2 separate regions of the Homo sapiens genome follow, and region 2 is linked to region 1. The links are chromatin loops, found by intact Hi-C in ENCODE. Cell type or tissue: endothelial cell of umbilical vein. All regions are shown on one strand. Links, peaks and the distances in the headings refer to the core of each region. The heading gives the core; the rest is flanking DNA. Region 1 overlaps SYT17 (synaptotagmin 17). Region 2 overlaps ITPRIPL2 (ITPRIP like 2).

Region 1 (2,916 bases), core at 232-2,731:
TAGTAGAGATGGGGTTTCACCGTGTTAGCCAGGATGTTCTCAATCTCCTGACCTCATGATCCACCTGCCTCGGCCTCCCATAGTGCTGGGATTACAGGCGTGAGCCACGTCTTTTCTCTTCTTATAAGGACACCGGACACCAGTCATATTGAATTAGGACTTACCCTACTCCAGTGTGACCTCATCTTAATTTAAATAACGACATATACAATGACCCAATTTCCAAATAAGGTCCCATTCTGAGATACTGGGGGTTAGGACCTCAACCTGTCTTTTTTTTTTTTTTTTTTCTGAGACAGGGTCTTGCTCTGTCACCCAGGCTGGATTGCAGTCGTGTAATCATGGCTCAATGCAGCCTTGAACTCCTGGGCTCAAGCAATCCTCCTACCTCAGCCTTTCAAGTGGCTGGGACCATGTGGTACCACAAGTGTACACCAACATGCTCAGATAATTTTTTATTTTTTGTAGAGATGGAGTCTCATTATTTTGCCCAGGTTGGTCTTAAACCACTGGGTTCAAGCGATCCTCCTGCCTTGGGGGCCTCAAGTGCTGGGATTAAAGACGTGAGCCAGAATAGCTGCCCTGATTGCTGATTTTTGTTAGAAGCTAACATCTGCCTTCACCAAATTGGTTGGTTGGTCAGTGGAATGGAAAGGAGAGGAGGCAGTTGTGTAATGGTATATAAGACAAAGCTATTCAATTTCTTACTTTTAGCCTATTCTAATGGTGTGTGGAGTTGAGCTAATGCTTAGTGTCTAGTTATACTTTCTTCTTGGAAAACCCATGTGGAAGATGAATGGGTGGCTTATGGGGCCAGCATATAGGCACCTCCTGGTTCAGGGCAGAACATCCCATCTGTCTTGCAACATCCTACCTGACTGCATCTTTGATCTTGGCATTCAGGAAACTGGCAGCTAATGGAGCTATGGCATTTTTGGGGTCTCAGTGATAAGGTTGGCTGGAAGATAATGAAAATAAGACCATACAGTGAGTAGGACAAGGGGATTGACATAGACATGAAATTACACTGGCTATTTAGAGAAATTCTGCTCATTGGAATGGATTGAAAGCCATTGAAATCTGTGTAGGCTCAACTCTTTTAAAAAATTATTAGCTAACATGGTGAAACCCCGTCTCTACTAAAAATACAAAAAATTAGTGAGGTGTGGTGGCGGGCACCTATAATCCCAGCTACTTGGAAGGCTGAGGCAGGAGAAATGCTTGAACATGGGAGGTGGAGATAGCAGTGAGCTGATATCGTGCCATTGCACTCTGGCCTGGGCAGCAAGAGTGAAACTCCGTCTCGAAATTTAAAAAAAAATTATTAGTTTTAATTGTGGGAAAATACACACACCATGAAATTTACCGTCTTAACCATTTTTGCCTGTACAGTTCAGTGGCATTAAGTACATTCACATTGTTGTGCAACCATCACCACCATCCCTCTCCAGAACTCTTGCAAAACTGAAACCCTACACCCATTAATCAATAACTCCCCATCTCCCTCTCCCCGCAGCCCCTGACAACCATCATTCTACTTTCTATGAATCTGACAGTTCTAGGTACCTCATATAAGTAGAGTCATAGATTATTTTTCCTGTGGCTGGCTTGTTTCACTCAGGATAATGTCTTCAAAGTTCATCTGTGTTGTAGCATGAGTCAGAATTTCCTTCCTTTCTAAGGCTGAACTGAATAATATTCCTGTGTGTGTGTGTGTGTGTGTGTGTGTGTGTGTGTGTGTGTCATATTTTGTTGATTCATTCATCCTTTAATGGACACTTGGATTGCCTCCACCCAATGGACAACGGTGCCTCCACCGTTTGGCTATTATAAATAATACTGCTATGAACATGGGTGTGCAGATGGCTTTTTGACCAACTGTGTGTGTGTTTTTTTAAGCCATAAAAATATCCACGATGTAGGTGGTTCATTTTCTCTTGAGTTCATGTGGTTTGGGGAAGGAAGAACAAGGGCAGTGGAGAGATTAGATGCCCCGTGGCCATGCGGGAACCTTTCTGAGCATTAGGAAGGATACACAGTTGTATCCATTTGGCAAGGCTCATCCAGTATTCCTAAAGTTTGTGCATTTCACTGCATATAAGTTTAATCTAAAAAAAAAAACCCACCATAAACAAACACTGAACTCTGGTTAATGATATGCCGAAATGTGTATGGGTGCCATGGTCTGAAGTTTTCCTAAATTCGTATGTTGAAATCCTAACCCCGAGGGGATGGTATTCAGACGGCCTTTGGGGCGGTGGTTAGGCCATGAGGGCAGAGCTGTTATCAATGAGATTAGCGCCCTTGTAAAGAGGCTCCAGAGAGTTGCCTTGCCCCTTCCTCCATGTGGGGCAAAACCAAAAGGTCCCATCTATGAGGAATGGTCCTCAGCAGACATGAAATCAGCTGGTGGCTTGATCTTGGACTTCCCAGCCTCCAGAAGGGTGAGAAATAAATTCTGTTGTTTTCAAGCCGCCCAGTTGATAGTATTTTTGTTACAGCAGCCTGAATGGACTAAGACAGTGAGGAAGTGTACCAATGTCAGCCACTTATTTTGAAATGCATTCAAAAAAGATAGAGTGATAGATGGATAGGGAAGAAGCAAATAGAGCATATTTTAAATATAATTACAGCAGTGTTAATATCAGTAACTGTTCATTTCAGAATCTAGGGGATGTATCTAAGAGTGTGCACTGTACAGTTCTTTTGTTTTGTTTTGTTTTGTTTTTTTGTTTTTGAGACTGTGTCTCACTTTGTCGCCAGACTGGAGTGTAGTGGCATGATCTCGGCTCACTGCAACCTCTGCCTCTCGGGTTCAAGTGATTCTCCTGCCCCAGCCTCTCAAGTTGCTGGGACTACAGGCGCCCGCCACCACACCCAGTTAATTTTTTGTATTTTTAGTAGAGATGGGGTTTC
Region 2 (2,916 bases), core at 1-2,500, 71 kb before region 1:
TCCAAGCTGCATTGGCTTCTTATATCCTTTGCGACCTTGGGCTGAAAGAGAAACAGCTGCAAATGTTGTGCTGTCTCTTTGAGGTTGTCTTGGGGACAGTTCCCCGCAAAGGTCATTCCTAGCTTTTGAGGTCAATGTTGGGTCATAAGGTACTGCATTGTGCAAAGAAGTCAGTCTGCTAACTTTATGCAAAGATAGAAACTGCACGGTATTTTTTAAAATTAGTTTTTAAAATAAATGCCAAGAGTAGATCTTATATATATATATATGTATACATATTTTATATATATATATATTTCCATACTCAACCACAACTTCCTCTGTACTCATTGTTTACTACAGTGGGGGACATCAAGGGTTGGAAGGATTATAAAGCTTTAAGGCTGGGCGTGGTGGCTCACGCCTGTAATCCCAGCACTTTGGGAGGCGAGGTGGGCGGATCACCTGAGGTCAGGAGTTCAAGACCAGCCTAGCCAACATAGTGAAACTCTGTCTCTACTAAAAAATACAAAAATTAGCTGGGCGTGGTGGCGGGCGCCTGTAATCCCAGATACTCGGGAGGCTAAGGCAGGAGAATCACTTGAACCCGGGAGGTGAAGGTTGCAGAGAGCCAAGATCACACCACTGCACTCCAGCCTGGGTGACCGAGCGAGACTCCGTCTCAAAAAAAAAAAAAAAAAGCTTTAAAAAGCTGAATTTTAGAAATATTTCTAGCAGTGTCAGTGAGTTCCTCTTTTAATAGTGTTTTAAAGTATAAATCTGGTAACATACTGTTCTTGTAGTTTTTTGTTAGTTTTGTTTTTCAGGTTAATTACCCAAAGCCTCATCCATCCTCAAGGTTTTTAAATTTTATTTTTTTAAAATAAATTGTGCATTGTATTTGTGAATTTTTAAAATATTACTGTTTTATTTAAATGCCATGCTGAGCAATTGTTCTCTGTACATGGTAACCAAAACTTAGAGATTTCGATCAATTTTGATCAATGTTTAGTAAACCAAAACATGTACTGTGTACAACGGAAATAATATGGCATATTAGCCAGGCATGATGGTTGCCCAAGACAGTTAAATTAAGCTCAATTCTGTATTTTATTAGGGCTCTGTTATGTCCTTCATCTGAAATGTACACATTTTTGGTGTATGCTTGGTACTGGAGATTCATATATGCAAATATTCTCATGCAAGAAGTTCCACAGTAACAACAGCAAAAAGAAAAAATTAGTTGTCCAGCCAGTGCTGGAGGAAAATGTTTCTGGGGAAGATGACTCAGTCATTTTGTGGCGAGACACCCTTTGGTAACTCCCACTGACCAGTCTTGGGAGCCTTCCTGGAATGATCGTGGGCTGAGCGGAGATGTTTTTTGCAAAATGAAACTGAAGCTGAAAGAAAGGAGAATTCGAGTGAACCAAGAGAAATCCAAAGACCTGGGGAAGGAGGACTTAAGATGAAAGTGAAGCAAGAGAGGGAAGGGGAAATGAAGTGAAAATGGCGTGAGGGTGTGAGAGAGGTTTGGGTTAGGAAACATGTTTTTAGTGCTATTTCCAACCAGGGGTCGCAAACTCAGCAGCCTGTAGAAACAGGGGTGGGAGGTGGGGGGGAAGCTGTGCCCACCTTTAAAGAGGGGGCCATTGCTCAGCCATGCAGAAAAAAATGGGGCAACAAGCTGGAAATCAGGTTTTTTTTTTTTAAAGTGAAACTTGATGATTTTTAAACAAGTAATTAAAAAAATGTCCAAAACACCATGTGGGCCAAACATTTGTTTGAGCCTGGGGGCCACCAGTTTGCGACCACTGCCTTACGTAGTTAACACCCTGAGTATGTATACAGTCATATTTTTTGTTTTGGATATGGTAGTGTTATATATACTTGGGGGCGTGATATTTGAAGTCATCTTTATCTCTCAGAGTTAAGCTTTATTGTAGAAGAAAAAAAAAAAAGTTAACACAGCCATAGATAACACTTAACTCACAGTTCCCAGGAGGACACTTGATCTCGAAGCTGCTCTTTTTGAGTCAGATCCTACATCAAACCACTTAGGGCCAGTTTTTGGCATTTCCTTCCTGGTGATTTGGGGTAAACTTCTTTGCTCTGTCGGAGTTTGCAGATGAGTAATCAGAAGGATTGCAGAATAACTTGTTTCTTTGTATTTTATTCTTACATTTAAATTAATTTTGGGGGGTTAGTGGTATCCTAGCTCGTGCCTTTACAGGGATGATTGGTGGCTAGATTTGGGGTGCAAGCTTCTTAGGCTCATACCATTTCAACTACCAAGAACACAGGTTTTTGTTTTTGTTTTTTGAGACAGGGTCTCAGTCTGTTGCCCAGGCTGGAGTGCAGTGGCAAGATTGCAGCTCATTGCAGCCTTGACCTCCTGGGCTCAAGCGATCCTCCTGCCTCGGCCTCCCAACTAGCTGGGACCACAGGTATGTGCCACTACACCCAGCGAATTTTTAAATTATTTGTAGAGTCAGGGTCTCCCTATGTTGCCCAGGCTGGTCTTGAACTACTGGACTCAAGCCATCCTCCCACCTCGGCCTCCCAAAGTGTTGGGATTATAGGCGCGAGCCACCACACCTGGCCTAAAAGCGTCGTTCTGATCAGACTTCACCCCTGAATGTTTCTATCATTTTCTTTTCTTTTTTTTTTTTTTTCGAGACAGAGTTTTGCTCTTGTTTTACAGGCTGGGGTGCGGTGGGATGATCTTGGCTCACTGCAATCTCCTCCTCCCAGGTTCAAGTGATTCTTGGGCCTTAGCCTCCCGAGTAGCTGGGATTACAGGCACCTGCCACCACGCCTGGCTAATATATATATATATATATATATATTTTTTTTTTTTTTTTTTAGTAGAGATGGGGTTTCATCATGTTGGCCAGGCTGGTCTCGAACTCCTGACCTCAGGTGATCTACCTGCCTCGG

The links. A loop is a pair of places that touch in the nucleus more often than their neighbours do. Peaks named below come from ENCODE experiments on the same cell type or tissue, not always from the same donor. Only the 100,000 strongest peaks of a DNase experiment are listed, where the experiment ranks them.
Region 2: a loop joins it to region 1, with 3 times the contacts of the local background. A loop is called at or near these places in 2 of 110 quality-filtered maps.

Annotation. Positions count from the first base shown.
Region 1 is chr16:19,189,067-19,191,982 of GRCh38, forward strand. The region is part of intron 5 of SYT17 (synaptotagmin 17); the gene reads left to right. Among named protein-coding and RNA genes, the nearest start is that of SYT17, 22 kb to the left of the region's middle. In endothelial cell of umbilical vein, for the core only: no CTCF peak of the experiment used is centred there; a DNase peak (open chromatin) is centred at 1,705; H3K27ac peaks cover 394 bases.
Region 2 is chr16:19,117,802-19,120,717 of GRCh38, forward strand. ITPRIPL2 (ITPRIP like 2) reads left to right here. Exons shown (of 1, transcript NM_001034841.4): 1 at 1-2,916. Among named protein-coding and RNA genes, the nearest start is that of ITPRIPL2, 5.3 kb to the left of the region's middle. In endothelial cell of umbilical vein, for the core only: no CTCF peak of the experiment used is centred there; a DNase peak (open chromatin) is centred at 1,290; H3K4me3 peaks cover 364 bases; H3K27ac peaks cover 2,305 bases.